Regions from separate parts of the Homo sapiens genome. Here region 1 is linked to region 2. Evidence: chromatin loops called from intact Hi-C (ENCODE). Cell type or tissue: gastrocnemius medialis. All regions are shown on one strand. Links, peaks and the distances in the headings refer to the core of each region. The heading gives the core; the rest is flanking DNA. Region 1 overlaps LOC107986064 (a long non-coding RNA gene). Region 2 overlaps LOC107986064 (a long non-coding RNA gene).

Region 1 (16,198 bases), core at 3,823-11,822, 61 kb before region 2:
ACCATAGGCAACAGCTATAAGAATGCTGAGGTAGGGCAAAATTACATAATTAGCCAGAGAGAGCCCAGCCTGAACCAGTGGTTAGGAGACAAATGAGAAGGTGTCAAAATTCACACAACATGACAAGTCAGAAAGCAAGGCAATAGATCAAAAGGGTTCAGTGTAGGCACAGGAAAGACCTTGCTTGCTTAAGACCAGCATGGTATGAATGAAAGAATTCGGAGGCCACGATGTCTCCTGTTAAAAGTCCTCCCTCCATAATCATTGTGGTAGACAGACTAGACCCTAGTGTGGTTTCATTTTCATGACTCTATAATCCCTTCCTCTTAGTGTGGGTGGGACCAAGAACTTGCTTCTAACCAATATAAAATGTGGTGGGAAAGTGATGGAAAGTCATTTTCATCATTACATTATTGTATTGATATATAACTCTGTGTAGCTAGCATGCATTAGAAAGACTCTTTACATTGCTCCCTTGAAGAAGTAAGCTGCCACATCATGAGAGGGCCTATGGAGGGGGCCAATGGCAAGGAACTGCAGGTGGCCTATATTTGCTGAGAGTGGCCCCCAACTGACATCCAGCAACAAAACAGGGCCTCAGTCCTACAACCACAAGGAGATGAATTCTGCCAATGACATGAAGAAGCTTGGAAGTTCTTTCCCCAGTCTAGCCTCTGATGAGCCCACAGCCTTGACCAACATCTGGATTGCAGCCTTTTGAGACCCAGAGCAGAGGGCACAGCTAAGCTGAATCTGGACTTCTGAACTATGGAAACTGTGAGATAATGAGTATTGTTTTGAGCCTCTAAGTTTTTGGTAATTTGTTATGCAGCAATAAAAAACTAATATGTCCATTTACCATGGTCAATCACGGTAGTTTTCAAGGCTTTCTTTAGTTGTGGAGACCTGTTTTTAAGCCAAAGCACACATGGAAGCACAATATGTAAACAAAGAAAGGTAGAATGTCTCCATTTACAGCTGGGTAGAAGGAATGGATCCCTTCCCACCTGGGTTCTCCTGAACTTACAGGGCCACAAGAGGAAACTCTGTGAACAGTCTGAAAACTTAAATAAATGGAAGAAGGACTAGAACATGCTGACCCAGACACACATTTCAGGCTGCAGGGAAGAGACACACTCAAGTGTCCTTCCGTGATGGAGCACAGTGGATAATGTTGATGCACTTTGAGAATTCTCAAATCTCTTTACAGTTTCTGGTTACTCCTCCCCAGTTGCAGTGTGCTTTTTTGCCTTCAAGAGTTACAGGTCTGTACCTGTAACTCTTCTTATGAGAACTCTCCTTGGGTTACTGGAACTGTTTGACCTACTATAGGTAACTACTATAGTTACAGTAACTGCTGTATGACCTCCCTTACCTAGAGTTGGGACTACCTCTGGTGTGTAACTTATACTCCCTTCTAGCCATATCTGGTGGAAACCACCCCAGCCTCTCTCTGTTGGACTGCCTGAAATCACACCATACTTGGTTTTCTCCCTTCCCTGTCTTCCTTCCCCCACTTCCAACCCAGCTTCTGGGAACACTTCTTTAATTATTGCTTTGCACATTACTCCTCATTTCAGTGCCTATTTCAAAGAACCCAACCTGAAGCATAGAGATTTCCTGGGAAGATACATGGACACCTGAGACATCTCACCATTTCTGGTGCCCAGCGTTTCCAAGTCCCTCATTGGTCACATTCAGTTTGGGCTCCAGTGCCCTACCTGCCCTTGTGGTTCTGGCATTTATCCTTTCCAAAGGATAATTTGATCGGCCTGATGCCACCATGCACAACAAAAATCCTCTAACGGGTAGAGCTTTACTCCAGGCCACCTCAAAGGCAGCTGACCCATTTCCACTTAATTGTCTTTAGCTCAGCCATTGACCCCTGTTCCTATCAAAGTGGAGTCAGGATATCCATGTGGGGTCATTCAAATCACATGGCAGGAGCCACAGGAGCGTTTTGCTGAAAGAACACCTTGGGGACATTTTCCTCAGAAGAGAGTGGTAGGTGAGGCAGGTACTTTCTTATCAACTCCCTGGAGAGTCCTCTTCAGGGCACACAGCTTTTATAACTCCAAAGAGGTGTGACACTCAATTATCATTCAGGGTGGCTTGTGGAAGCAGAGAAAGAGTGAACAAGGCAAGGACACAGTGCAACCAGTCTCAATCTTGTTCCCGCAAGATTGAGGATATGGTAAATAGAAGTGGTTGGTATAAAACTGGATCTGTTCTGAGGACACAGAAATAATTTCAAATACTGTATTTATATAAATGGGCTACCTAATATGCTAAAAAGAAGCTTATCAAAGATGATGTAAATTTAAGAGCATGAGTCAATTAGTCCATTAGGTTTTTAGGTTTTGTTTTGTTTTGTTTTTTGAGACAAAGTCTTGCTCTGCCACCCAGGTTGGAGTGCAGTGGCACGATTTCAGTTCACTGCAACCTTGCCTCCCAGGTTCAAGCAAGTCTTCTGCCTCAGCCTCCCAAGTAGCTGGAATTACAGGTGTGCACGACCACACCTGGCTAATTTTTGTATTTTTAGTAGAGACAGGGTTTCGTCATGTTGGCCAGGTTAGTCTCGAACTCCGGCCTCAAGTGATCTGCCTACCTCAGCCTCCCAAACTGCTGGGATTACAGGCATGAGCCACCGTGCCCGGCAGTCCATTAGGTTTTAAAAGGATAGGCAAAAGTCTTCAGAAACGTATATAGAAATTTGCCCTCAGAACACTTAATATTTCAGTTAATCTACTGCCATGTATCCAACTACACCAAAATTTAGTGGCTCAAGTAACAGCTATTTTATTTCCCATTTGTGATTCTGTAACTTAGGCAGGACTCAGCAGGGGAGGCTCATCTTTGCTTCATGCGGTGTCAGATGCGGTAGCTTGACTGAGGCTGGAGGATCCACTTCTAAGACGGCCTCAATCATATGCCTGGCAGTTTGGTGCGGCTATTGAGAGAACTCAGTGGGGGCTGATGGCCAGGAATATTAATTCCAAATTCTTACATGGTTGCTGGCTTAACACAAAAGCAGAAGCTGCCAGGCCTTCTTAAGCATCTGACTCAGCATCACTTCAATTGGCTGAAGTAGGTCACATGACCAGCTCAGCTTCATGGGGAATAGATTACAAGGGTGTGACTATATAGGGAGGCATGAGTGATTGGGGGCTACCAACATAATAGTCTATCACATTTGACAATGCTGCAAAGACATTGCTTTTGTTTATTCAGTCTAACCACTAACTGAAGAGAAATAGCTAAAAAGTTAAATGTAGATAAAGACTCATCTAAATTTAGATAAAGTGTTAGACCTTAATGACTTAGTGGCTAGGGAATCTTAAAGGCCCTCAACAGCTCACTGGCGTGGAGGGTACTGGAAGGCATGTGTCACGTACTTGGAGGTAAATGGAAGCTTATTTTTTCTTTATATCTGCCTGTTCAGGCTGAGGTTCTTTTTTTTTTTTTTTTGAGACAGACTTTGGCTCTGTTGCCCAGGCTGGGGTGCAATAGCCTGATTATGGCTCACTGCAGCCTCGACTTCCTGGACTTAACCCATCTTCCCACCTCAGCCACTGGAGTTAGCTGGGGCTACAGGCATGCGCCAGCACACCTGGCTAATTCTTTTGTATTTTTTATAGAGATGGGGTTTCACTACGTTGCCCAGGCTGTTCTTAAACTCCTGGGCTCAAGTGATCCACCTGCCTTGGCCTCCCAAAGTGCTGGGATGATAGGCGTGAGCCACTGCGGCCATCCCAGGCTGAAGTTTTTGACAAGGGTTGTCAATGGAAATAATGACCAGGTGCAGTGGCTCACACCTATAATCCCAGCACTTTGGGAGGCTGAGGCAGGTGGATCACCTAAGGTCAGGAGATTGAGACCAGCCTGGCCAACATGGTAAAACCCCATCTCCACTAAAAATACAAAAACGTAACCAGGCGTGGTGGTGCGTGCTTGTAGTCCCAGCTACTCAGAAGACTGCAGCAGGAGAATCACTTGAGCCTGGGAGGCGGAGGTTGCAGTTAGCAAAGAGCATGCCATTGCACTCCAGCCTGGGTGACAGAGGGAGACTTTGTCTCAAAAAAAAAAAAAAAAAAGAAAGAAAGAAATATAATGTGAGCCACATGTATAATTTAAAATTTTCTGGTAGCCATATTTTTAAAAATAATTTTTTAAAGTTATTAAATTAAATTAATTTTTTATTTTAATTTTAGCTTTTTCTGAGATAGGATCTTGCTCTGTTGCTCAAGCTGGAGTGCAGTGGCACAATCACAGGTCACTGCAGCCTCGACCTGGGCTCAAGCGATCCTCCCACCTCACGCTCTCAAGTAGCTGGGTGCACAGGTGCATGCCACCACACTCAGCTAATTTGTTAATTTTTTGTAGAGACACAGTCTCACTGTATTGCCCAGGCTGGCCTCGAACTCCTGGGCTCGAATGATCCTCCCACCTTGGCCTCCCAAAGTGCTGAAATTACAGGTGTGAGCCACTGCGCCCAGCCAAGTTAATTTTAATAACATTTTATTTAACAAAATAATTTCATAAGAAACCAACATTGAAAATGTTAATGATATCTTTTACATCATTTATGTATTTATTTATGAGACAGAGTCTCGCTCTGTCGCCCAGGCTGGAGTACAGTGGCACAATCTGGGCTCACTGCAACCTCTGCCTCCCAGGTTAAAGGAATTCTCCTGCCTCAGCCTCCCAAGTAGCTGGGACTACAGGCACGTGCCACCATGCCTGGCTAATTTTTGTATTTTTAGTGGAGATGGGTTTTTGCCACGTTGGCCAGGTTGGTCTTGAATTCCTGGCCTCAAGTGATTCACCTGCCTTGGCCTCCCAAAGTGCTGCGATTACAGGCGTGAACCACAGTGCCTGGCCAGTATTTATTTATTTTTTTGAGACAGGGTCTTGCTCTGTTGCCCAGGAGTGCTGTGGCATGATCTTGGCTCACTGCAGTCCCCCAGGCTGAGGTGATCCTTTCACCTTAGTCTCCCAAGTAGCTGGGACTGAAGGCACGTGCCACCATACCCAGCTAATTTTTGTATTGATTTTTTTTTGTGTGGAGACAGGGTTTCACTGTGTTGCCCAGGCTACTCTGAAACTCCTGGGCTCAAGTGATCTGCCCGCCTTGGCCTCCCAAAGTGCTAGGATTACAGGCATGAGCCACAGTGCCCAGCCTACATTATTTCAAAATACTATATCTTTGGATTTCAGTGTATGTTTTATATACTTACAGCATATATCAATGTAGACACTAAATTTTCACCAGAAATATTTGATCTGTATTAGGTCTTATAAAATTTACAATTGAAAAATAGATTACACACCCACATAGTTCCAAACATGTTTAAAAGTTTTCCAAGCCAGACACGGTGGCTCATGCCTGTAATCCCAGCACTTTGGGAGGCTGAGGCAGGCAGATCACCTGAGGTCAGGAGTTCGAGACCAGCCTGACCAACATGGTGAAACCCCATCTCTAGTAAAAACTACAAAAATTAGCCAGCCATGGTGGCGCACACCTGTAATCCCAGCTACTCGGGGGGCTGAGGCAGGAGAATCACTTGAACCCAGGAGGCTGAGGTTGCAGTGAGCCAAGATCGTGTCACTGCACTCCAGCCTGGGCGACAGCGAGACTAAAAAAAAAGCGAGTCTCAAAAAAAAAAAAAAAAGTTTTCCAATAACTTATCAGTTTTAAAAAATTATAATTAAATGAAATCATTTGCACTAGCCACATTTCAGGTGCTAAGCAGCCACCTGTCACTAGTGGGTACAATTTTATTTATTTATTTAAGAGAGACAGGGCTCTGTAGCTCAGGCTGGAGTACAGTGGTGCAATCATAGATCATTGTAACCTGGACTTCCTGGGCTCAAGTGACCCTCCAGCCTTAGCCTCCTAAGTAGCTAGGACTACAGGTGCACAGGTGCTTGCCACCATGTGTAGCTAATTTTTTTGGGGGGGGGATGGTGTCTCGCTGTTGCCCAGGCTGGAGTGCAGTGGCATGATGTCAGCTCACTGCAACCTCCACCTCCTGGGTTGAAACCATTCTCCTGCCTCAGCCTCCCGAGTAGTTGGGGATTCAGGTGTACACTACTATGTCTAGCTAATTTTTGTATTTTTAGTAGAGATGGGGTTTTGCCATGTTGGCCAGGCTGGTCATGAACTCCTGACCTCAAGTGATCCACCTGCCTTGGCCTCCCAATGTGCTGGGATTATAGGTGTGAGCCACCGCACCTGGCGCCTGTCTAATTTTTAAACCTTTTTTTGAAGAGACAGGGTCTCATTATGTTGCTTAGGCTGGTGGGTACCATTTTAGACAGTGTAGCTCTAATCCTCATCCCTCACCTTTGGACTTGGCTCTGGTGCCCTGTAGGCTGATGAAAGTGGAGAGGAGACCCCTGTGTAAGTCATGTTGAGCTGGTGTTGACATGGTGCTTGGGATCCTGAAAATAGGAATTTTGTCCTGCCGCTCATTCATATATCCCAAGAGCACTGTCTCAGATTAGAAATAGAGCCTGAGACAAATTTCAGGCACACCAAATGTATTGAGGGATGCTCTGGAAAGAAGCTCTAAGGGAGTGAGAGAAGCAGGCGAGACAGGGGAAGGAGCCTAGCAGGGATGTGTTCCCAGGTAAATTCTAGCCTTGACTTGATCCATGGGGACGCTGGAGTGCAAATGCAAATTGTACTATGGAGTTGTCCCACCTTGAGGCAGGGGGACCAGGCTTTTGTGCCCCTATATCCATCAGTCATTGGCTGCATACCAAGCTTTTCTACGTAAGACAGCTCATTCAAGAGCAGTTGTCCAAAGAAGGTCACAGGTAGAAGCTTTTAGTCGTAGCACAGTGTGTATTGGCTAGTGAGGAGATTTTGGCAGGACATCAACGGCCTACAGTGACCTAAGCATAGAGGAACAGGCCAGGACCAGAACATTTTATTACTTCCTGGCAATATGTTCTCAAGCCTCAGTGTGGAATCATAGTGAGCAGGGCTGGACCCTGTGGGAACACAAGGCTCCCTGGCATAGAGGCTTCAGGCCTAGAATCTAAACAGGTCAGGCATTCTCCTTGGCTCTTTTTTCCTAGGTAAACATTAAATCTCAGACTTCTGTATCACACTTTTTGGATGCCAAAGAAAAGTGAAAATAAGGAAAAGCAAAGAGAATCCCCAAAGGGAGATACTAAACCCTAACAGCATGGCCCACTATGAAGCAAATCCTTGTTCTTCATTCATTCCACTAAGGAATATTTAGTTGAGTGCCTATGCTGGGCTGGGCACTGTGTGAGGCTGTGAAGACAAATTCCAAGGAGCAGTTCCAAGGCCATTTTGAGCAATGGCAACATGACTAAAATAAGTGCTGCTGTGGGGTCTTAGGTATCCACAAGAAGGGACAGGCCAAAAAAGGTGGGGCTTGGGGAAGCCGTAGGTCAGTGGAGAGTAGTGGAAAGTATAGCAACAGGGCACAGCCAGCCTGCCAGGGACTCTAAGGGAAAAGCTGAGGTCAGAATCTGGGGCACTGGCCAAGTCTGAGAAAGCAAGTTAAGGTCAGCATTCAGAGCCTAGGCCAGGACGAAGGGCTCAGGCAGAGGCATGGGCAGTGCCAGGTGCTGGCTGAAGGAAGATGATAACGTATTTGGCACCTACTATTTGCCAGGCACTTTGAATACATTTAATCCTCACAATAACCTTGCAAGATAAGTATGAGTTTCAGAAAGAAGAAAACAGTGCTTCTCAAACTTTAATGAACATATGAATCAGCCGTGGATCATGTTAAAATGCAGATTCTGATGCAACAGGTCTAGGGTGGGGCCCAAGATTGTACATTTCTGACAGGCTCCCAGGTGATACTGATACTGCTGGTCCACAAATCGTACTTGGAGTAGTAAGAGGTTAAAACCCTGACCATGACATCAATGCTTTTATTAGGAAGGAAAAGGGAGAGAATGAAGGGCAAGAAGACAAAAGTAGTCTAGTTTGAGAGACTAGTCTTCCAAACAAAGTCATTGCAATAGGCCCTGGACTGTGACTGTCTGCACTCATGAATGAAGGCAGGTGTGGGCAGTTGTGGGCAGGGAGGTATGCTGCTCTGAAGGGTGGAGTGGCCCCCTCTGGATGCTTGGAAAGTAGGAGTGGGGACCTCTGGAAAGAGTTCTTCTGGGGTGACTATACCTATTTCAGTGCATCTGATCCATTGTATTTTATAGTCGTCGTTCATACTTGGCTTAATGATCAGTTAATTTGGATAATATATTGTGGTGGAAATAACATTCCAGCAACTACTTAGCCTCAGAATGAAACCAATACCCTTTCTCAGTAGTTCTCTTGACCTTTTTTTTTTTTAAATGGTCTGTTCTTTAAGACCTTCTCATGACCTTATTATTAAATTTTCTCCTCTATCTTGTTATGGATATTGGTGCTAAGGCTTATTGAAACATTGCTTTGGGGCCCTGGCTAGTTTTTAAATTAAGACAATTATGATTGTATATTTTTTAAAAAGACATTGCATTGATAAGATGCTTTATTGTTTCTAGAATACTTTCATTGACATTTTCTTCCTTTTGATTTTCATGCAACCCAGGACGTCAGTGTTATTATTCCAGTTTACAGAGAAGGAAATGGAGGCATAGAAAGTTAAGTAAATTGCCCAGGGTCATGTGGCTATGTAAGTAGTGGAGATAACATCTTTAAAGTATTTGCTGGCATCATACACTGTGCTAAGAGCTTTATATGTAACAGGACATTTACTTCTTGCCCCAATTTCATTATTATCCCCATTTTATAGATGAGAACACTGAGGCCTAGAGGAATTACCTACTTATTCAAAGTCACAGGGCTAGCCAGGCATGGAGCCATGGTCTGAACCAAGGCACTCTAGTTCTAGCACTGATACTTCTAACTACTACACTAGAAAGGGCAGGCAGCAATGTTTGGGGCCATAGCAAAAGCAAAAACACTTGTGAGAATTTTTCCAGTCCTGTTCCAGAATAATGGTGCCCTCACTGGCCACAGCAAGGACATTAAGAGGCTTGGACTTTTCATTCTCATATAAAAGGAGGGTTTTGTTATTCTTATACGGGAGGAAGAGGCTACTAAAATAGGTGGATGATACATAAGACCTCCTAAAATCATCTGTTGGGCTCAGCCAGCACCACAATTGGAAAATATCTGGCACTTATATTTTGGTGCAGAGCCAGCTCCCAAATAATCCCACCCCAGTTTTCCTTGTACTAGGTCTTCTGACACACCCTTGCCCAGCCTCTTCAAGTACACGTGCATCATTTGGGTGCCTACAATCGCAGCATGAAACCAAGTTCACCCCAGATGGTACAAATGAAAACTCCTTAATGAAGGAACTGCTTATATAGAAATATAATCCAAGTTAAAGGAACAAGCGGGATTTGAGGCATCCAAAGATCAGCAGCTTGGAAAGTGCAAAGGGAAGGGAGAGTGTCACTAGAGCTTTTGTGAGCTAGAGCCATGGAGGAACTGTAGCTTGACTTCCTGGGCTCAAGTAACCCCAGGAAGGACACAGACAAGGCCAGAGATGTGGTGCAAAGAGGGAGAGAGAGGGAAGAAATACCCCGAATTCTCTCTCTTCCTACCTTCCATTTGCCTGCCAGGACCTCTCATTCCTGTGTCCAATCAGAAGCCAAACTGATTAGCAAGCCTGGGTGATGCAGTCTACTGAGGTCAGCCCCCTGAACACAGAAAAGGGCAGAGACATGTAGCGAGGGCACGGAAGAGGACAGGGGGCACGCAGAGAGTACAGCACAGGATCTTGGTTCTTTCCTTCCATTCCAGCGGTACTAGGCACACCCTTCTCTCCAGCCCACTGTAATTCCCTTTGCGGGGCCACAATTCCTGATCCAGTGTAACTTGCCTAATTTCTTTCCTTGGCTCTGGGTTTTCTGACCTAAAGTTCTTTTTCTAATGAGTCTTCCTTGCTGTAAGGAAAATGGAAGACTGGCCAACAGGAGGGTCCTGGTTTGCTTGCACGTCAACTTTCTGGATGTGTAAGCCAGTTTTCAAGACTTGCATTGCTCCAGTAGGAAGCTGAGTGTGAGCCATGCCTGAGTGATGGAGGACCAGAAGTTACAGACTGAGAGAGGCAGTGGTGAAGCAGATGTTGTACCAGCATGCCTGTGGTGCCAGTGGCATCATGGCCCCCTGGAAAAAAATATAGGCATATGGTGGAAACCCAAATAACAGGAAATATAATGAATCAGATTGGTAAATCTATCTGGTATATCTATCTGCACCTTGCATTTCAGTTTCACCAAGAATCAGTCAGCTGTGGTCAAACTTGATATCTTTAAATTGGTGAAGATTTATTGACCACCTGATCTAGCTCTCTCAGGGAGAATCTCTAATGATTTAATGTCCCACCAAATTCACATCTAAAGCTTTTCCAAAAGAGAATTCAATTGACTTGGTGTTTGACTAAATATTTGAGAAGATGTTTTAAAAAACTGGTTTAAGAAAATTTCTTAAAATATTATTTTCTCCATTGGAAAAATTAGGAAATAATATTCCTGAATGACAAGATTATTCTGAAAAACAAACCCAAAGTGTCTGGCACATGGTGCTCAATAAATATCAGCTATCATTATTGTTACCTATGATTTTACCTTTGAAAATTTTGACAGGGTTATATAAAAATATACATTTAGTATTTCGGTTGCTTTGAGGAATTGGGTTCTAGTTTTGGATAATTAAACTGTAAGTCTGTAAATAAAAATGGGGTTTATTTACTTTTTTTTTCTTTTTTTCTTATTATTATACTTTAAGTTTTAGGGTACATGTGCACAACTTGCAGGTTTGTTACATATGTATACATGTGCCATATTGGTGTGCTGCACCCATTAACTCGTCATTTAGCATTAGGTATATCTCCTAATGCTATCCCTCCCCCCACCCCCCAATAGTCCCCGGTGTGTGATGTTCCCCTTCCTGTGTCCATGTGTTCTTATTGTTCAATTCCCAACTATGAGTGAGAACATGCAGTGTTTCGTTTTTTGTCATTGCGATAGTTTGCTGAGAATGATGGTTTCCAGCTTCATCCATGTCCTACAAAGGACATGAACTCATCCTTTTTTATGGCTGCATAGTATTCCATGGTGTATATATGCCACATTTTCTTAATCCAGTCTACCATTGTTGGACATTTGGGTTGGTTCCAAGTCTTTGCTACTGTGAATAGTGCTGCAATAAACATACGTGTGCATGTGTCTTTATAGCAGCATGATGTATAATCCTCTGGGTATATACCCAGTAATGGGATTGCTGGGTCAAACGGTATTTCTAGTTCTAGATCCCTGAGGAATCCCCACACCGACTTCCACAATGGTTGAACTAGTTTACAGTCCCACCAACAGTGTAAAAGTGTTCCTATTTCTCCACATCCTCTCCAGCACCTATTGTTTCCTGACTTTTTAATGATCGCCATTCTAACTGGTGTGAGATGGTATCTCATTGTGGTTTTGATTTGCATTTCTCTGATGGCCAGTGATGATGAGCATTTTTTCATGTGTGTTTTGGCTGCATAAATGTCTTCTTTTGAGAAGTGTCTGTTCATATCCTTCGCCCACTTTTTGATGGGGTTGTTTGTTTTTTTCTTGTAAATTTGTTTGAGTTCATTGTAGATTCTGGATATCAGCCCTTTGTCAGATGAGTAGGTTGCAAAAATTTTCTCCCATTCTGTAGATTGCCTGTTCACTCTGATGGTGGTTTCTTTTGCTGTGCAGAAGCTCTTTAGATTAATTAGATCCCATTTGTCAATTTTGGCTTTTGTTGCCATTGCTTTCGGTGTTTTAGACATGAAGTCCTTGCCCATGCCTATGTCCTGAATGGTAATGCCTAGGTTTTCTTCTAGGGATTTTATGGTTTTAGGTCTAACATGTAAGTCTTTAATCCATCTTGAATTAATTTTTGTATAAGGTGTAAAGAAGGGATCCAGTTTCAGGTTTCTACATATGGCTAGCCAGTTTTCCCAGCACCATTTATTAAATAGGGAATCCTTTCCCCATTGCTTGTTTTTGTCAGGTTTGTCAAAGATCACATCGTTGTAGATATGCGGCATTATTTCTGAGGGCTCTGTTCTGTTCCATTGGTCTATATCTCTGTTTTGGTACCAGAACCATGCTGTTTTGGTTACTGTAGCCTTGTAGTATAGTTTGAAGTCAGGTAGTGTGATGCCTCCAGCTTTGTTCTTTTGGCTTAGGATTGACTTGGCAACGTGGGCTCTTTTTTGGTTCCATATGAACTTTAAAGTAGTTTTTTCCAATTCTGTGAAGAAAGTCATTGGTAGCTTGATGGGGATGGCATTGAATCTATAAATTACCTTGGGCAGTATGGCCATTTTCACGATATTGATTATTCCTACCCATGAACATGGAATGTTCTTCCATTTGTTTGTATCCTCTTCTATTACACTGAGCAGTGGTTGTAGTTCTCCTTGAAGAGGTCCTTCACATCCCTTATAAGTTGGATTCCTAGGTATTTCATTCTCTTTGAAGCAATTGTGAATGGGAGTTCACTCATGATTTGGCTCTCTGTCTGTTATTGGTGTATAAGAATGCTTGTGATTTTTGCACATCAATTTTGTATCCTGAGACTTTGCTGAAGTTGCTTATCAGCTTAAGGAGATTTTGGGCTGAGACGATGGGATTTTCTAGATATACAATCATGTCATCTGCAAACAGGGACAATTTAACTTCCTCTTTTCCTAATTGAATGCCCTTTATTTCCTTCTCCTGCCTGATTGCCCTGGCCGGAACTTCCAACACTATGTTGAATAGGAGTGGTGAGAGAGGGCATCCCTGTCTTGTGCCAGTTTTCAAAGGGAATGCTTCCAGTTTTTGTCCATTCAGTATGATATTGGCTGTGGGTTTGTCATAGATAGCTCTTATTATTTTGAGATACGTCCCATCAATACCTAATTTATGGAGAGTTTTTAGCATGAAGGGTTGTTGAATTTTGTCAAAGGCCTTTTCTGCATCTATTGAGATAATCATGTGGTTTTTGTCTTTGGTTCTGTTTATATGCTGGATTATGTTTGTTGATTTTCGTATGTTGAACCAGCCTTGCATCCCAGGGATGAAGCCCACTTGATCATGGTGGATAAGCTTTTTGATGTGTTGCTGGATTTGGTTTGCCAGTATTTTATTGAGGATTTTTGCACCAATGTTCATCAAGGATATTGGTCTAAAATTCTCTTTTTTGTTGTGTCTCTGCCAGGCTTTGGTATCAGGATGATGCTGGCCTCATAAAATGAGTTAGGGAGGATTCCCTCTTTTTCTATTGATTGGAATAATTTCAGAAGGAATGGTACCAGCTCCTCCTTGTACCTCTGGTAGAATTTGGCTGTGAATCCATCTGGTCCTGGACTTTTTTCGGTTGGTAAGCTATTAATTATTGTCTCAATTTCAGAGCCTGTTATTGGTCTATTCAGAGCTTCAACTTCTTCCTGGATTTAGTCTTGAGAGAGTGTACGTGTTGAGGAATTTATCCATTTCTTCTAGGTTTTCTAGTTTATTTGCGTAGAGGTGTTTATAGTATTCTCTGAAGGTAGTTTGTATTTCTGTGGGATTGGTGGCGATATCCCCTTTGTCATTTTTATTGCGTCTATTTGATTCTTCTCTCTTTTCTTCATTATTAGTCTTGCTAGAGGTCTATCAATTTTGTTGATCTTTTCAGAAAACCAGCTCCTGGATTCATTGATTTTTTGAAGGGTTTTTTGTGTCTCTATTTCCTTCAGTTCTGCTCTGATTTTAGTTATTTCTTGCCTTCTGCTAGCTTTTGAATGTGTTTCCTCTTGCTTCTCTAGTTCTTTTAATTGTGATGTTAGGGTGTCAATTTTAGGTCTTTCCTGCTTTCTCTTGTGGGCATTTAGTGCTATAAATTTCCCTCTACACACTGCTTTGAATGTGTCCCAGAGATTCTGGTATGTTGTGTCTTTGTTCTCGTTGGTTTCAAAGAACATCTTTATTTCTGCCTTCATTTCGTTATGTACCCAGTAGTCACTCAGGAGCAGGTTGTTGAGTTTCCATGTAGTTGAGCGGTTTTGAGTGAGTTTCTTAATCTTGAATTCCAGTTTGATTGCACTGTGGTCTGAGAGACAGTTTGTTATAATTTCTGTTCTTTTACATTTGCTGAGGAGTGCTTTACTTCCAACTATGTGGTCAATTTTGGAATAGGTGTGGTGTGGTGCTGAAAAGAATGTATAGTGTGTTGATTTGGGGTGGAGAGTTCTGTAGATGTCAATTAGGTCCGCTTGGTGTAGAGCTGAGTTCAATTCCTGGATATCCTTGTTAACTTCCTGTCTCGTGGATCTGTCTAATGTTGACAGTGGGGTGTTAAAGTCTCCCATTATTATTGTGTGGAGGTCTAAGTCACTTTGTAGGTCACTGAGGACTTGCTTTATGAATCTGGGTGCTCCTGTATTGGGTGCATATATATTTAGGATAGTTAGTTCTTCTTGTTGAATTGATCCCTTTACCATTATGTAATGGCCTTCTTTGTCTCTTTTGATCTTTGTTGGTTTAAAGTCTGTTTTATCAGAGACTAGGATTGCAACCCTTGCCTTTTTTTGTTTTCAGTTTGCCTGGTAGATCTTCCTACATCCCTTTATTTTGAGCCTATGTGTGTCTCTGCACGTGAGATGGGTTTCTTGAATACAGCACAATGATGGGTCTTGAGTCTTTATCCAATTTGCCAGCCTGTGCCTTTTAATTGGAGCATTTAGCCCATTTACATTTAAGGTTAGTATTGTTATGTTTGAATTTGATCCTGTCATTATGATGTTAGCTGGTTATTTTGCTTGTTAGTTGATGCAGTTTCTTCCTAGCCTTGATGGTCTTTACAATTTGGCATGTTTTTGCAGTGGCTGGTACTGGTTGTTCCTTTCCATGTTTAGTGCTTCCTTCAGGAGCTCTTTTAGGGCAGGCCTGGTGGTGACAAAAATCTCTCAGCATTTGCTTGTCTGTAAAGGATTTTATTTCTGCCTCACTTATGAAGCTTAGTTTGGCTGGATATGAAATTCTGGGTTGAAAATTCTTTCTTTAAGAATGTTGAATATTGGCCCCCACTCTCTTCTGGCTTGTAGAGTTTCTGCCAAGAGATCAGCTGTTAGTCTGATGGGCTTCCTTTTGTGGTTAACCTCACCTTTCTCTCTGGCTGTCCTTAACATTTTTTCCTTCATTTCAACTTTGGTGAATCTGACAATTATGTGTCTTGGAGTTTCTCTTCTCAAGGAGTATCTTTGTGGCATTCTCTGTATTTCCTGAATTTGAATGTTGGCCTGCCTTGCTAGATTGGGGAAGTTCACCTGGATAATATCCTGCAGAGTGTTTTCCAACTTGGTTCCATTCTCCCCGTCACTTTCAGGTACACCAGTTAGATGTAGATATGGTCTTTTCACATAGTCCCATATTTCTTGGAGGCTTTGTTCATTTCTTTTTATTCTTTTTTCTCTAAACTTCTCTTCACGCTTCATTTCATTCATTTCATCTTCCATCACTGATACCCTTTCTTCCAGTTGATCGCATCGGTTACTGAGGCTTGTGTATTCATCACGTAGTTCTTGTGCCGTGGTTTTCAGCTCCATCAGGTCCTTTAAGGACTTCTCTGCATTGGGTATTCTAGTTATCCATTCGTCTAATTTTTTTTCAAACTTTTTAACTTCTTTGCCTTTGGTTCAAACTTCCTCCTTTAGCTTGGAGTAGTTTGATCTTCTGAAGCCTTCCTCTCTCAATTCGTCAAAGTCATTCTCTGTCCAGCTTTGTTCCATTGCTGGTGAGGATCTGCGTTCCTTTGGAGGAGTCGAGGCCCTCTGATTTTTAGAGTTTCCAGTTTTTCTGCTCTGTTTTTTCCCCATCTTTGTGGTTTTATCTACCTTTGGTCTTTGATGATGGTGACGTACAGATGGGTTTTTGGTGTGGATGTCCTTTCTGTTTGTTAGTTTTCCTTCTAACAGTCAGGACCCTCAGCTGCAGGTCTGTTGAAGTTTACTGGTGGTCCACTCCAGACCCTGTTTGCCTGGGTATCAGCAGCGGTGGCTGCAGAACAGCGGATATTGGTGAACCACAAGTGCCACTGCCTGATCGTTCCTCTGGAAGTTTTGTCTCAGAGGAGTACCCGGCCGTGTGAGGTGTCCGTCCGCCCATACTGGGGGGTGCCTCCCAGTTAGACTACTCGGGG
Region 2 (16,198 bases), core at 5,465-13,464:
TGCATCTAGACACTGTTGTTATGAATCAAACACAATTTCACTTCAAAGCCCTACTGAATCCGTAGTGTCTTTCTGTTACCAGTGCTAAAGCTGAGCTCTAGCCAAGAGCACCCAGCTGAGGGGCCTCACACAAGGGCTGGAAGCAGTCACAACTCTCCTCCATGAGCCATTTGTCCTGTTTTGGTGCTGAGTCATCCCTGAGAGGAAGCACTACCATTTTCTAATGGATCCATATAATTGATCCTCTTTTACTTCATTTCATAAAGCCATGCAAATAGTAGCAAGGACTCTATAGGAATTATGTATGTTCTTAATCAACAGATATTAACAAAACACCACCAGAGTACAAGTGTTTTTGCTATCAGAAAAAGAGGTGTTCATGTCTAAAAGGTTTGGAAAACCCTGGGTTGAGATTTTTGAGTCTGTCTGGACTAATATTTCCAATTCTCCTCCAAAATGTGTGTCTGTTTGTATGTGTGTGTGTGTGTGTTTGTGTGTGAGAGAGAGAGAGAGACAGAGAGAGAGAGAGAGGAAGAGGGATCTATCTATCTATCTATCTATCTATCTATCTATCTATCTATCTATCTATCTAGAATGAGATTGCAAAGCTCACCCCCAATAGAGATCAGGGTAACTGGATTTTACCAGTCTCTATTCTTTCTCAGACTCTGATGAAGATTCTGCTAATATGATGTTTGTCATAGATTCATTCAAAATCTACCAGTTAGCTTTTACTGCAGAGTAAGACACCTTAAAATATATGTTAAAACAACAAACATTTATTATTTCTCACAAATTTGTGGGTCAGCTGGACCAGCTCATTTGGGGCTAGGTGGTCTAGAATGGCCTCACTTACATTATCTGATGGTTGGCTGGGGGGCAGTGGGGATACTTGGCTGGGTACTTTTCATCATCCAGCAGGCTAGTGTGGGCTTACTTACGTGGTAATGGTCTCAAGGCTCCCAAGAGCAGCCAGAGAGCAAGCCCTGGTGTGTAAGTGTGCAAGTAGTGTGACATCCTCTGCCTGTATTCTGTTTGCTAAATTCCCATTGGAAAAGTAACGTGTCCAGCCCAAAGTCAGAGTGGGAGGACACAAAAACAGCATGGATAGAAATTGTGATCATGATCGCAAATTATCACGCTCATTGATTTTAAAGACATTAGGGAACAAAATCCTATTTCCAATTTCCATTAGAGAAAAAGAACTGTTTTCTGCTTTGTCTAACATTATGGCTATGTAATTTTGAATTTTCTATAACAATAAAAAGGAAATAAGACAGAACTAATTTTTATAATGTATTTTATGTAATCCAATGTATTTATGTAATTCAATGTTATTATTTCAGTATGTAATCAACATAAAGAGTTAGGAGGTCTTTTTTTTTTATATGAGCCTCTTAAACCTAGTGTGTACTTCATCCTTACAGCATACCAGAATTTGGACTTGCAACATTTTAAATGCAATGGACCCATGTGGCTAGTGGCTACCACACTAGATGGCACAACTTGATAATATAGACTTCATTTCTTTATTTACATGAGAAAATTGAGGCTTAGAGAGGATAAGTAGCTTTCCCAAGGTCACATGGCTCTTCAGTGGTTGGGCCAGAATTCAGCTCCACACTGATTTGACATGGAAGGCTTTGCTCTTTCCACTATACCACATTGGCTGCATCAACAGGCTTTTGATGAGATGGGTAGAAAGCACTTGTGCCACAGTCCTCCTTTTGAAATATAAACTGCTCGCCTTTCCCTTAGTCTGCGGGGTCTAATTCTTTGACTTCTGGGGCCTTCCACGATTTAGCCTTTATCCTATTCATTCATTCGTCTCCTTTCCCAAAATATATCATGCTAACCTGGGAATTGGAAGACATGTTTCACTCCTGTACTACCTCCCTTTGGGCCTCTGTTCATCAGTGCTTTGATATGTATGTGCTCTTCTTTCTTTCTTGGTGGTTCTCAAGAGCAAGAGCTATGTCAATGATTTCTCTTTTATTCTCCTACTCTGTATGCTTATTCTTGTACTTTGTAAGCTCTGATGTACAGCATTTTGTATAGTTCTTTTTTGGGAGTGGGAGCTCAATAAGTCAGTGACCCAACTGAGCTGACATCAGAGAAAGGGCCAAGGCTGCTCCACAGAGGGATCTAATGTCCCAAAGGATGTAAACCTAGGGATGTTAGACGATGGCCTCCAAGTACCTGCTTCCTCTGGAAGGAAGGAAGGCAGCTGGCTGACACATGGCTATGCCATGAACCCGGGGCAGCCTGGCACATCACAGGCCCTCAATAGATGTTTGTTGGAAGAACAGATTCCATGTACTTCTAAGTTGATTTGAGCTCAAAGCAAGGAGGGATTGACACACTGTCCTCCATCCTCACAAAATTGATAAACATAGCATTTTTATAACATTAGGTAAATTCTGAATGTAAACTTAGTGGCAGAATACAATTGGATATTATTGATTGACAATTAAAATAGCAATTAAAAACTGCCCAGTCTCTAAATGATCTTTTTCAACATTACATCTATTTTTCTATCTGAACAGAATATCTATATTTTTCAACTTCTTTTATGTTCCCCTGATGAAAAAATAGCAGTTAAAGACTGCTTCACTCTGATTAATCCTTTCCAATATTTTACCTATTTTTCTGTTTGAAGAGACTGTATTTTAAAGCTCCCTGTGTATTCCTTTGATGAAATATTGGAGCAGTTTTGGTTCCTGAGGTTTCTTTTTTTCTTTCCATTTAATTAAGCTGATTAGTATCCCATATGGAGTGGAAACAATTGTTTTCAGATATGCTAGCATACAGTTACCCAAGGAGCTGCAATTGTTTACATGTTTCTAATTTCCTTATGGAAATTCTTAGACTTTGTTAGATAAAGATCTGGCAGACTCTAATTTTGAACATTACAGCCTTTGGTTATCAGACATGGCTATATCCTGTTCAGTGGCCTCTGGGATAAAATAGTATATTCTACAATTTTCGTTCCATAGAGTGAACTTTCAAAAGCCTACCCAGCATCCATTTCCTCTTGCCTGTTTCTAACAGCACTCTGATTTTTGTTCAGGAATACCTCTACCCGCATGCAGAGCTGAGGTTTAGGGAAGCTGACCCTGCCTTCAGCTGCAGTGTGGGCCTCACTGTTCTATGGGTAATTCTACTCCTTTGCCACAGCGGAATCCAGACCTTAGATAATCTATGGGTGGCATTCTTGGGTCAAGGGGATTGGTTCAGGAATGGGCATGTGACCAAATTGTGACTAATAAGGTAGAAGGTTTTGTAAGAGTTTCAGGATAGGAGGATTCCTAAAGAGTGGGGTTACTGGGTAATATGGTCCCTCTTCCTGTGGACATTGTTATGGCCAGGAAATGCTACTGTCACCTCGCTGGTGGCCCGAGTAAGTTGCCAAGCCACAGAAGAGGAAGGGGCCAAGCAAATCATAGAGAGGCAGATTTGGAGGCTGATGGAGCCACACCTGACAGCTACCCAGCATCTGGACTCTTTCAGTTAAATTAACCAATAAATCCCCTTTAGGGTATGAGCCAGTTGGAATAGAGTTTTCTATTACTCACAGCCAAATGCATCCTTGCCAATATAGACAATTTCACCAAAGAATTGTGAATCATAAAATAAGAACTCAGTCCTAGGAAATAAAACATAAATGTGTGAGTGAATACAGAAAAGAAAATACAGAGCAGGCCTGGATGTAATACAGTCCTCCTTTCTTCTATCTTCCAAATGAAGAAACAGGTTCAGAGACTTCTGACAAAGCTTGCAAGTTACAGAGCCAGGATTCCTGCTAGGCTTATAAGTCATAAACACACACACACACACACACACACACACACACACACACACGTATATATATACATATGTACACACACACATGTATATATATATATACACACACACACATAGGTACACACACACACACGTATATATATATACACACATATGTACACACACACGTATATATATATACACACATATGTACACACACACACACACACACACACACACACTGAGCTATACTTTGACAAATTCCTTCAGAGAAACCCAATGGGCAATCTGGTACCAGACCCTACCTTGACCTAATCAAACAGCTATGCTACTCTTGCTATAGTTCTTATAAAATATATGAACAGAAAATAGTCTGTATATCTTCTTATTTTTCTACACAAGGTTCTGTCTCAACAACCTCGCCATTTTTCTTTAAGTGACTTGGCTTTTTTTTTTTTTAACAATTTATGTTCTGATTGCTTTATTCGTAATGCGTAGAGCTGGTCAAAGGGGTCAATGAAAAGAAGATAAATAGAAACTGATTACAGCACAAATCAAATGTGTAAATAAACATCATAATCTCATTTTGACATCCCAGGCTTGTGGTCAGGTATCATGGTCATATGTCATCCATCTTTCGTAGGCAGTTCAGCAATCTCCAGTCATTCCCTAAGTGGGCTCAGTAGTGACCATCTGGCACTGGTGGACCACCAAGCAGATGCCTGGTCGATGAACATTCCCATCATGTCTCTTCCAGGCCCTGAGACCTACACCTCTCTCAGAGCAAATTTAAAAACTTCTGGCCTGGTATGCCAGGTTCTTGGTATCCTCATTCCACTTGCCTCTCCAGCTTGTGGAAATGATTTTATTTTCTCTCTCTCTCTCTCACTCTGTTTCTCTCTCTCTCTCTCTACCTCTACCTCTATTTCTGTCTCTGTCTACCCTGTTATACTTCTTCTCTTCTAAATGCCATGCTCTTATTTTCCTATGCTTCTTATTCTTTTTTTTCATCACTAAAGATCTATCCTTTCTTCTCTCTGTCATAATAAGACTACCTCTTATTGATTTCATAATGAGAACTTCCAACAATCTATTTGTCCCTTTATCTCAACCTTTTTGGTTAAACAATTCAATTTTTTTTTTTTTGAGACAGTCTGGCTGTGTCGCCCAGGCTGGAGTGCAGAGGCACAATCTCGGCTCTGCAAGCTCTGCCTCTTGGGTTCACGCCATTCTCCTACCTCAGCCTCCCGAGTAGCTGGGACTACAGGTGCCCGCCACCACGCCCGGCTAATTTTTTGTATTTTTAGTAGAGACGGGGTTTCACTGTATTAGCCAGGATGGTCTTGATCTCCTGACCTTGTGATCCACCCACCTCGGCCACCCAAAGTGCTGAGATTACAGGCGTGAGCCACCGTGCCTGGCCGACAATTCAATTTTTAATGTTAGAACATCTCAACATTTTCTTAAGATGATTCAGGTATTTAAAAGTAATTTCCCTAAACAATTATATAATTTTTAAAAGTCTCTCTTTTTCTATTTTCTAATACCTTCCAGAATTGGATAATTAGAAAATGTTTTTGAGTTTTTAAAAAAATTATTTTTATTTCCTTTTTTAAAAATTTTCATTTTTTTATTTCAATAGATTTTTGGGGAACAGGTGGTGTTTGATTACATGAATAAGTTCTTTAGTGGTGATTTCTGAGATTTTGGTGCATCCCTCACCCAAGCAGTGCATACTGTACCCAATGTGTAGTCTGTTATCCCTTGTCACCCACCCCACCCTTTCCCCTGAGTCCCCAAAGTCCAAGGTATCACTCTTATGCCTTTGCGTCCTCATAGCTTAGCTCCTACTTATAAGTAGGAACATATGATGTTTGGTTTTCCATTCCTGAGTTACTTCACTTAGAATAACAGTCTCCAATTCTATCCAGGTTGCTGCAAATGCCATTATTTTGTTCCTTTTTATGGCTGAGTAGTATTCCGAGGTATGTATATACTACATTTTCTTTATCCACTCATTGGTTGATGGGCATTTGGGTTGGTTCCATATTTTTGCAATTGCAAGTTGTGCTGCTATAAACCTGCATGTGCAAATATCTTTTTCATATAATGACTTGTTTTCCTGTAGGTAGATACCTAGTAGTGGGATTGCTGGATCAAATGGTAGATCCACTTTTAGTTCTTTAAGGAATTTCCACACTGTTTTCCGTAATGGTTGTACTAGTTTTCATTCCTACCAGCAGTATAAAAGTGTTCCCTCTTCACCACATCCACACCAACATCTATTTAAAAAAATTTTTTTGATTATGGCCATTCTTGCAGAAGTGAGACGGTATTGCATTCCACTTGTATATCTTCTTTTGAGAATTGTCTATTCATGTACTTATCTCAATTTTTGGTGGGATTCTTCGTTTTTTTTCTTGCTGATTTGTTTGAGTTCTTTGTAGATTCTGGATATTAGTCCTTTGTCAGATGTATATGTTGCGAAGATTTTCTCCCACTCTGTGGGTTGTCTGTTAATTCTGCTGATTATTTATTTTGCTGTATAGTTTTTCAGTTTACTTAAGTCTCATCTATTTATCTTTGTTTTTGTTGCATTTGCTTTTGGGTTCTTGGTCATGAAGTCTTTGCCTAAGCCAATGTCTAGAAGGGTTTTCCCAATGTTATCATCTAGAATCTTTGTGGTTTCAGGTCTCAGATTTAAGTCTTTGATCCATCTTGAATTGATTTTTGTATAAGGTGAGAGATGAGTATCCAGCTTCATTCTTCTCCATGTGGCTTGCCAATTATTCCAGAAGCTTGTTTTTTTTTTTAAATGAAGAAATGGTAAAGAAGGTAAGTCCTCCACTAGACTAAATATGAGCATGGCACCCTGATACAAATAATGTAGTCAAATTCTTATCTGGACTTCATTGTCTACCCCCAAGCAATTTGTCAAGTTATTTTCCTAAATACAGAGTTTTCCTGCCAAGAATTCTGGTGACAGTTGTCAGGCAATAAAATTGTAATTTCCTGGCTATAAATGAATGGTCTTTCCACTGACAGATGACATCATATTGTATAGATTCATTCCTGAAGAATCTATTGCAGCCCTAAAGTACTACTACCTTTACCTTTTAAAGGGGCTCTGAACTTTCCGAAGCTTACTAACTAAAAGGATATTTTAAAAACTTCAATAATGGCTATTATATCATTATTTACCATGTAAGTATTATTGTGGCACATTGCAAAGCATTGGTAATATGGCCATCGCAGAGTTATCTTGCCTAATCATTTAATCCTAAGGTTTCTTTTAAAAAAAATGGCTCATGATCCACAAAGACAGTAAGCACATAAGATTTCAGAGGAGAAAACAATCGCTGTAGCCTAGAATAATTGAGGTTTCAGCAGTGAAATCTGAGTTGGCCAGGTAGGATTCAGCTGGGAGAGAGGAAGCAGAAAGGTACTCTTGTCTAAGTGAATAGCGTGGACAAATCTGCGGTGATGAGAATGCATAAAGCATGCTTTAGGGAACAGTCAGTTGAGTAGTCTAGCTGGGGTAGAGTATACTGTTGTAGAAAATCTTAAAACTCAAGCAAGATAGTTTGCATTTTTTTGCTTCTGTGAGCATATGGGAACCTAGCACTGGAGGCTAGGAGGGAGGGATGAGAGCTTTAAGAAGGTGAACCTGATTGCAGAGTGCATGGCTCTGGAGGCTGGGGGTCCATTTTAGATGAAATGAAGTCGTCCATGTGCAACTGCAACAGCTTGACTGAAGGAGGGAAAGGGAGAGTGGAAATGATGAGTCAGAGGGGGAGATGTTAGGAAGAAAAAGGATCAGCAGCTCTTGGGGACCAACTGGAAAAGGAAGTCCAGATGGAGAGGGCATCCAAGATGATTCCAAAGTTTGCAGCCTTCATCATGGTGGAAGAAACTACCCTTGGAAAAATCAGGAAAGAAAAGGGAGCCAGGATTAGGAGGTAAAAAAAGGAATTTGTTCCCTAATAGACTGAGTTTGAGGTGACAGTAAGATAATGAGGTGGGGCTGTTCAGAAGGCAGTGGGGAAGAAAGTTAAGAAAACCAGTCAGGGCTGGAAATAAGGATCTGGGAGCTGTTTCCGCCTTAAAATGGTCCTCTTTCCTTCCTAACAGAATTCCACCTGTGTTTGGGCTGCCATGTGCCCAGATGGAAAGGATAAGCCATGATTGGCCAGACCCCAAATATGGTATCTCATTTCCCTTTGATTGGTTAAGGGGTGAGAGTGTGATTCCGTTCTGGCCAATGAGGCTAAAGGGCTCTAGGGGGGATTTTTTTTTTTTTTTTCCTCCTGGTAAAGAGACCACCATAGGGCGGAGCCCTGAGCTTCCATCTTCCTCCTTCCTGCTAGTGAGCTTGGCCAGGGGGGCTTGGACACTTTGGAGAGGGGCCGACACACGGATGATGACAAAACAGAAAGATAGTAAGAGCCTCTGGTTCCTAGTGGCCTTGTGGATTTGCTGAACCAAGCCTTGATGTGCTGACCTCCAGACTCGTTACACTTAACATTTATTAAATGTCTTTATTACTTAACTGTTGGTTGGTATTTTATGATTTTCAGCTTATCTTAACTGATATGGATATAATTACTAATGCTTGTGAGAATGGATGAGCCCTGAGAAGGGGGAAGAGAAAGACAAAGCCTGGAAACTTCTTTTAGCAGATGGAAACCTTTTGCTAATTAAACCTTAAGGTTTTTAATCTTAAAAGCTACACAGAAAACTTGTTTTAATTTTGAAAACATAATACTCCTCCTCCCCCAACACGCGCACCGGACAACCTCTCTCCTTGAACCACTCCGGGTGGTTCAAATTCCAAAGAGCATATGTTTCAAATGAAAGGTCAAAAAGGAGATCGGTTTCAGTTTGGAGCTAAGGGAGAGTGATTATTTCTCTAATGTGAGCTGCTTCCTGTTGCTAAAACACTGCCCCTTCAAATGAGATTGTTTGCTAAGTGAGGCATCTCCTTCCTCTTTCTTCCTTGGATGAATTAGCAAGCAAGAAGAGTCAGTCTGAGGCTCCTCACTGTGACGGACTGAGGAGCTTTATTTACTCCCTGCGGATAGTGGCCTGCCACCAGAGAGGCCACAGGCCGGAGTGATGGAGCTGACTCATAGGGTAAGGAGAAAGTGGCCTGGATCGTTGACAGAGGTAAGCAGTGTCCAATTCCTCCTAGGCGGGGGAGGGAGAGGTTATGGCAAAGAAAGCCGTTTCTATTCCACTGGGCAATTAATGCCACCATTTTTCTTGAAAAAGCGTTTTTTTTTTCATAAGCCGTTGAGGATAATTTAACCCCCATCTTGACAGGACGTACTAATGACCGCTAATGGATACATTCTTTTAATAAATGAAGAGGCACAAGAAAATTGCCAGATATTAAACAGAGTCCCACATGTCTTATCTGAGACTATAATGGCTCTATCAAGTGACCCAAGTGAAAGAAATGTCACTCTTCAGAGGTTAAAGGAGTCTATTTTTTCTTAGTGCGATATAAATTCATGGCTAGAAAGAACAGTAATTCATTGGTCTACCCTAGGAAATGTTTAAAGGGGGCTGTATCTCAAATGATGCATTTTCTATCGGTAGTAAAGAAAATATGAAATAGGTACCTCTGTGCACTGTGGATTTATGTAAATGGCTTTTTACCAGGTAATATAGCCTAAAGCTCTGTCAAGTCTCTAACGCTTGGAATTTTTGGCAAAGAAATGAAAGAACCTGTAAGTTATCATTATTTTATTTTATTTTTTTCAATACCTTCCAGGGTGTGGTCTTTTTGTTTGGTAATTTTAAACTACATTCTTGAAAAAGTTTCTCAAGATTCAAGCAATTCCTAGGACTGTATGTACACTTGGGGAACATTTCTTAAAATACATAACGAATTCAAATTAATAAGAAAAAGACAACCCAGAAGAAAAATGGACACGTGAATTAATCAGAAACTCAAGAGGTAATGGCCAATAATCCTATGAAAAGGTGAATGATGTGTATGGTGGTCTTCTGCAACTTGCCTTTCTGCCTTTCCTTCTTTCCTTCCTTCCTTCCTTCCTCTCTCTTTCTTTTTCTTTCTTTCTCTCTCTCTCTTTTTTTTTTTTGAGACAGAGTCTCACTGCTCTGTCGCCCAGGCTGGAGTGCAGTGGCACAATCTCGGCTCACTGCAACCTCCGCCTCCGGGGTTCAAGTGATTCTTGTGCCTCAGCCTCCTGAGTAGCTGGGACCACCAGCCTGCACCACCACGCCAGCTAATTTAAGGAGGTGAACCTGATTGCAGAGTGCGTAGCTCTGGAGGCTGGGGGCCCATTTTAGATGAAATGAAGTCGTTCATGTGCAACTGCAACAGTTTGACTGAAGGAGTGAAAGGAAGAGTGGAAATGATGAGTCAGAATGGCAGACTTTTGACAAAGTTTTGCCATGTTGGCCAGGCTTGTCTCAAAACCCCTGACCTCAAGTGATCCGCTCGCCTTGGCCTCCTGAAGTGCTGGGATTACAGTTGTGAGCCACCGTGCCTGACCCAAATGCCATTTTCTTTCTTTCTTTTTTCCTGAGACAGAGTCTCGCTCTGTCACCAGGCTGGAGTGCTGTGGCGCGATTTCGGCTCTCTGAAACCTCCACCTCCTGGGTTAGAGGAATTCTCCTGCCACAGCCTCCTGAATAGCTGGGACTACAGGTGTACACCACCACGCCCAGCTAATTTTTTGTATTTTTAGTAGAGACGGGGTTTTGCCATGTTGGTCAGGATGGTCTTGATCTCCTGACCTCGTGATCCACCCGCCTGGGCCTCCCAGAGTGCTGGGATTACAGATGTGAGCCACCGCACCCGGCCCCAACTGCCATTTTCAATATAACACTATGCCTCTGCGTTTGATCCATCCATGGTATCGTGTGTAGCAACATCATTTTCACTATGGTAATTATTCAGTGGAGGAACATTCCACAATTTTGTTCTCCCTACATGTAGCATGGTTCCATATTTAGAAAGCTCAAATACAGCTTAAAATTATAAAATGGATTGTGTATGGATATATACATACCTGACAAAACTGCTTAAAACAAGCAAAATCACAATAAAAACCATCTTCAAGATAATGTTTTCTTCATGGAGAGGGAGACTGACACTGAGGAGAGGATGGGAAATGTATCAGTTATCTATAGCTATGTAAAGACCCACCCTAAAATAGTGGCTTAAAACAACCAGTTATTGTTCATGATTCTCTGGGTCAAGACTTCAGGCAAGGCTTGGTGGGGATGGCTTGTCTCTGGCTCACTCATGTGTCTGCGTTCAGCTGGGCTGGTGGGTCCAAGATGGCCTCACCCTCAAGGCTGGGGCCTTGGTGCTGTGTGTCGGCTGGAGTTTCTCAGACTTCCTCCATGTGGCTTCTCTCTTCATGTAGAGTTTCATCTTTTGTTCCATGTTCTTTTCCCTCCAAGAGGTTAGCCTGGAGTTCTTTACAAGGAGAAATCATCCACTAATATTTGTATAACTAAAACTTGATGGCAATTAAAATATATTAACAAAGGTGTGCTCTGTGGTCCAATATTGTTGGGAAATGTTGCATATGGCTTCTCCTTGTGGAGCTTCCACTGCAAACAGAACAGAAAGCTTACTAAAGTCTCTGAGAGGTCTTGCATGGAGCAAAGAAAGACAAAAGGCGAGATGCTACGTCTTTTTTCCAGGGATATATAAAGGAAGGGCTGGGTTAGATAAAGCAAGAAGGCTTTGGCTTGCCTTATGAGAACATCATCATCATCTTAACTCTGCTATTCCTGTACCCATCAGAGTCCCAGTATAACTGCAGGTGGCTCCAATTGCCAAGGCGTCTGAACACTCCTAAAACCTGTAGGAAGTAGCCACTAGGCCAAAGGGTCAACAGTGCTTTTCCAGGAGTCAGGTCATTTATGTTTCTGCCTCTCTCCACCGTCCTGCCAGTGACCTTGTCTTGAATTAGTTCACCTACTTAACTCCTATCTCTTGTTTGCTTTAACCCCCATGAGCTGCTTTGATCAATTACCAGCACGTCCCTGATGCTTGATGACCATAAGTTCCTTGGATTCTTTCCTTTGAAAGTTAGTCCATGTTGGTTGTGACAAATTCAAATAATACCAAAAAGCAAAAGCCTTCCCTTATCTATTTCAATCCCCCAGTCCCACCATTAACAGTTGAGCAGTTCAGTTTCCTTCTAGATGATTTTCCATGTTTATGTAAACACATGTGCATATATATTTGAACAAAATGGGTATCAACATGTTCATATAGTTCTGTAATCTTTTTCATTAATATATCATGCATATTATTACATGTCAGTACATATAGATTGATCTCTTTTTAATAGTGTCAGTGGGTGGACTCACGTCTATAATCCCAACAGTTTTGGAGGCTGAGCGGGGAGGATTGCTTGAATCCAGCAGTAAGTACAAGACCAGCCTGGGAAACATAGTGAGACTCCTTTCTACGAAACCATAACTAAAAAATTAGCTGGGCATGGTGGCACACACCTGTAGTCCCAGTTACTCAGGAGGCTGAAGCAGGAGGATGGCTTGAGCCCAGGAGTTTGAAGCTGCAGTGAGCTGTGATTGTGCCACTGTACTCTAGCCTGAGCAACAGAATGAGTGTCAAAAAAAAAAAAAGTGTCATTACGCCGAAGTATGGGAGTTCCTTTGTTTATTCAGCTCTTTTCCTCCGGATCAATGTTCATGTTGCTCCTTATTATTATTATTATTTTTTTTTTGGCTATTGTAAACAATGTGGCTGTGACCGCCTCCCCACCCACTCCATGTACCTAAATCTTTGTACATTCATGCCAGCTAATGTTCTGAGGAATACGTTTCCAGACGGGCAGTGCTGGATCTTAAGGCATGCCTGGCCTCCTCTCTCTCATTATCCTTTTGACCCTGATATCCTAGAGACTTCTGTTGTTACCTGCCTGCCTGCCCAGATCAGTCTGTGGTTCACTTGTTCCAGGGCTCCCCAGAGAGTCAGTCGCTTATACATGCTCTCTGAAGCTTTGTCCAGGCAGCCTAGGTTGCTCACATCAGTTGACAGCTATGCTCAATTACAGCACTTGTCACATTGTGTTATAATTGTTTTTCTACTTGTCTAACTTCTCCACTAGATTGGAACTTTCCAAAGGCATCATCAGTGTCTGGCACAGGACTTAGCACTCAGACCAAATTCCTTAGCAAATTTTATTGAACTCACACTGTGTGCTAAACACTAGCACTGTGTACATAGAGCTATGGACAAAACCAAATTCCCTGCTTCAGTGGGCAGAGACACACAATCCACAAACAATCATAAATAATTTGTTAGATGGAAAGTGCTATATAAAGAAAAATAAGGCACAGTACAGCCTTAGAGAATGCTGCTGTTCACAGGTGGCGTATATTTGAGCATGGATCTAAATGAGGTGAAGGATTGAGATGGCTGCTTGGGGAAGAACTTTCCAGGCATGAATGAATGCCTGAATTGAGCATCTCCACTTCCTGATATGAGAGAAGAGACGTAACAAAGATTCCTCCAGAACCAAAAGGATCCGAGATAAGGCTAACTTGATTAACGTGCTTAATGTGAATGCCACACCTTGGGTTTCCCAGGAAGAAGACTCTCAGATGAAGACCAGTGTTTAGGAAGCTTATTAGGAATGCTTGCGGGATCAACACCTGCTGGGGAAGAAAGGCAGCAAGATTGGGCAGAGGACAGAGTTGGGCTATGGTGCAGTCTCAGTGGAGGTTTCCATCGGCCATCGGGAGTTCTGAAGCTGGGCTGGCCCTTCGGGGTGGTCCCAAGTTGGGGGCTGGATCTTTATGCCTCGCCTTAGTCCATCATTAGATGTTGGCCATCCCAGGAAGGAGTATGACCTTGGGTGAGGTGGCTCCCCTCTGCCACAGTAGTCCTTGGCAGCTGAGGGCTACTTAAATGATTTCAACTTCTTCCTTTTGTTCCCCCAGCACCAGGAGTGATGGTTCCTCAGCAGTGGAGGGAGGGAGTCCTTCCTTCCTGAAGGGGATCTGGGTGGGCCAGTTCACTGTTCATCACCGTGAGACAAGGTGGCACATGGTGATGGGGAGCACAACATGCTGGGGTGGGTGGGGGTGGGCAGTCAATAGATGCAGGTCTAAACCTTGCTGCATTGGAGAGAAGATAAGAGAAAAAGTTGCTGAGTTGGTTTCCTGGGCCTATGTGCTCTCAGAGTCCTTTCCTTTTCTTAGCTTGCCCAGTGGTGCTGACACCTGCAGGCTGCATCTCTCAAACTCCCCATCAGTTGGTTTCTGGCAGGTTTGACCAGGAGAAACCACTGATCAGACATAAGCAGGAGGAAACCAGAGAAACCAGAGTATTTCCATCCTTCCTCTTCGCCTTGGGCAGGAACTCCATTAGCAGCTTGTCTTCTCCCTTGTTCTAACTCTCCTATGCAGGCTCACTGTGGTTCCAGCTCCCATAAAGGAATCTCTCAGTCCCTGGCTCTGGCCACACCACTGTGGTAGATGTGAGGTACTCAGGTCCTCTTTAAGGAAGGACTTGCTGCCCAACGGCAGGTGCTGCAGCCAGCATCCAGCTGTCAGCCCCTACAGGGTCAGCCTTACTTGCAGAGAACCACCTTGCTCGAGGTCATGCCCTTCCTGAAGCAGCTGGCATCCGGTGAGTGGAAGAGGTGGGGTGTTGAATGCCCTGCCATTCTGGCTTGTTGGAGGACACAGGTGGGCTGAGGTTTCATTGGGTCTGCATAACTGTGTGGCTTCTGCCTCTGCCCATTCTGTTGCTTCTCCTTCCCCTTCCCAGATGTTGACCCCTCATGAACACCTTGCACTCCAGTATATTTCTAAGTGCTTCTGAGAGCCCGGCCTGCAACACCACTTCTCCCCTCTGCCTCCAGCCTAGAGATGGGAATGGCTTCCTGCTGGTGCTAATCTCTAGGTGGCCTCACCATGTCCCATTTGGACACTCTGCTCTTGCATCATCCATGTAATCAATTAACTGCATTAAATCCCCATCTCTTTAAATAAAGTAGGTTCTGACACAGCCAACATTATACTGAATGGGGAAAAGTTGAAAGCGTTCCTCCTGAGAACTGGAACAAGACAAGGATGTTCACTTTCACCACTTCTATTCAACATAGTACTGGAAGTCCTAGCCAGAGCAATCAGACAAGAGAAGGCAATAAAGGACATCCAAAAAAGTAAAGAGGAAGTCAAACTGTCACTGTTTGCTGATGATATGATTGTATACCTAGAAAACCCTAAGAACTTATCCAAAAAGCTCCTAGAACTGATTAATGAATTCAGTAAAGTTTCAGGATACAGAATTAATGTACACAAGTCAGTAGCACTGCTGTACACCAACAGTAACCAAGCTGAGAATCAAATCAAGAACTCAGCCTCTTTTACAATAGCTGCAAAAAATAAAATAAAATACTGAGGAATATACCTGTTACCAAGGAGGTGAAAGACCTCTACAATGAAAACTATAAAACACTGCTGAAAGAAATCATAGATGACACAAACAAATGGAAACACATCTCATGCTCATGGATGGGTAGAATCAATATCGTGAAAATGACCATACTGCGAAAAGCAATCTACAAATTCAGTGCAATTCCCATCACAGTATCACCAACATTCTTCACAAAGCTGGAAAAAGCAATCCTAAAATTCATATGGAATGAAAAAAGAGCCCGCATAGCCAAAGCAATACTAAGCAAAAAGAACAAATCTAGAGGCGTCACATTACCCAACTTCGAACTATACTATAAGGCCATAGTCACCAAAACAGCATGGTACTGGTATAAAATAGGTACATAAACCAATGGAACAGAATAGAGAACCCAGAAATAAAGCTGGATACTTATAGCTAACGAGTCTTCAACAAAGCAAACAAAATAAAGTGGGGAAAGGACACCCCATTCAACAAATGGTGCTGGGATAATTGTCAAGCCACATGTAGAAAAAATGAAACTGGATCCTCATCTCTCATTTTATACAAAAATCAACTCAAGATGGATCAAAGACTTAAGTCTAAGACCTGAAACCATAAAAATTCTAGAAGATAACATTGGAAAAACCCTTCTAGACATTGGCATAGGCAAAGACTTCACGACCAAGAACCCAAAAGAAAATGCAACAGAAACAAAGATAGATAGGTAGGACTTAATTAAACTAAATTACTTCTACACAGCAAAAGAAATTATCAGTATAGACCACCCACAGAATAGGAGAAAATCTTTGCAATCTATACATCTGACAAAGGATTAATATCCAGAATCTACAAGGAACTCAGATCAGCAAGAAAAAAACAAAGAATCCCATCAAAAAATGGGCTAAGGACATGAATAAACAATTCTCAAAAGATGTACAAAGGGCCAACAAACATATGAAAAAATATTCAACATCACTAATTATCAGGGAAATG

The links. A loop is a pair of places that touch in the nucleus more often than their neighbours do. Peaks named below come from ENCODE experiments on the same cell type or tissue, not always from the same donor. Only the 100,000 strongest peaks of a DNase experiment are listed, where the experiment ranks them.
Region 1: it touches region 2 in a loop (7-fold over the local background); 3 of 110 quality-filtered maps call a loop at or near these places.

Annotation. Positions count from the first base shown.
Region 1 is chr3:15,896,484-15,912,681 of GRCh38, forward strand. The region is part of intron 2 of LOC107986064 (a long non-coding RNA gene); the gene reads left to right. Among named protein-coding and RNA genes, the nearest start is that of MIR563, 31 kb to the left of the region's middle. In gastrocnemius medialis, for the core only: no CTCF peak of the experiment used is centred there; DNase peaks (open chromatin) are centred at 6,928, 7,508 and 8,037; H3K27ac peaks cover 5,065 bases.
Region 2 is chr3:15,956,052-15,972,249 of GRCh38, forward strand. It overlaps LOC107986064 (a long non-coding RNA gene), which reads left to right. Exons shown (of 10, transcript XR_007095831.1): 7 at 8,793-8,949; 8 at 9,560-9,745; 9 at 13,168-14,431; 10 at 14,573-16,198. Among named protein-coding and RNA genes, the nearest start is that of MIR563, 90 kb to the left of the region's middle. RefSeq lists an enhancer at 13,658-13,827. In gastrocnemius medialis, for the core only: no CTCF peak of the experiment used is centred there; a DNase peak (open chromatin) is centred at 8,900; H3K4me3 peaks cover 2,543 bases; H3K27ac peaks cover 4,348 bases.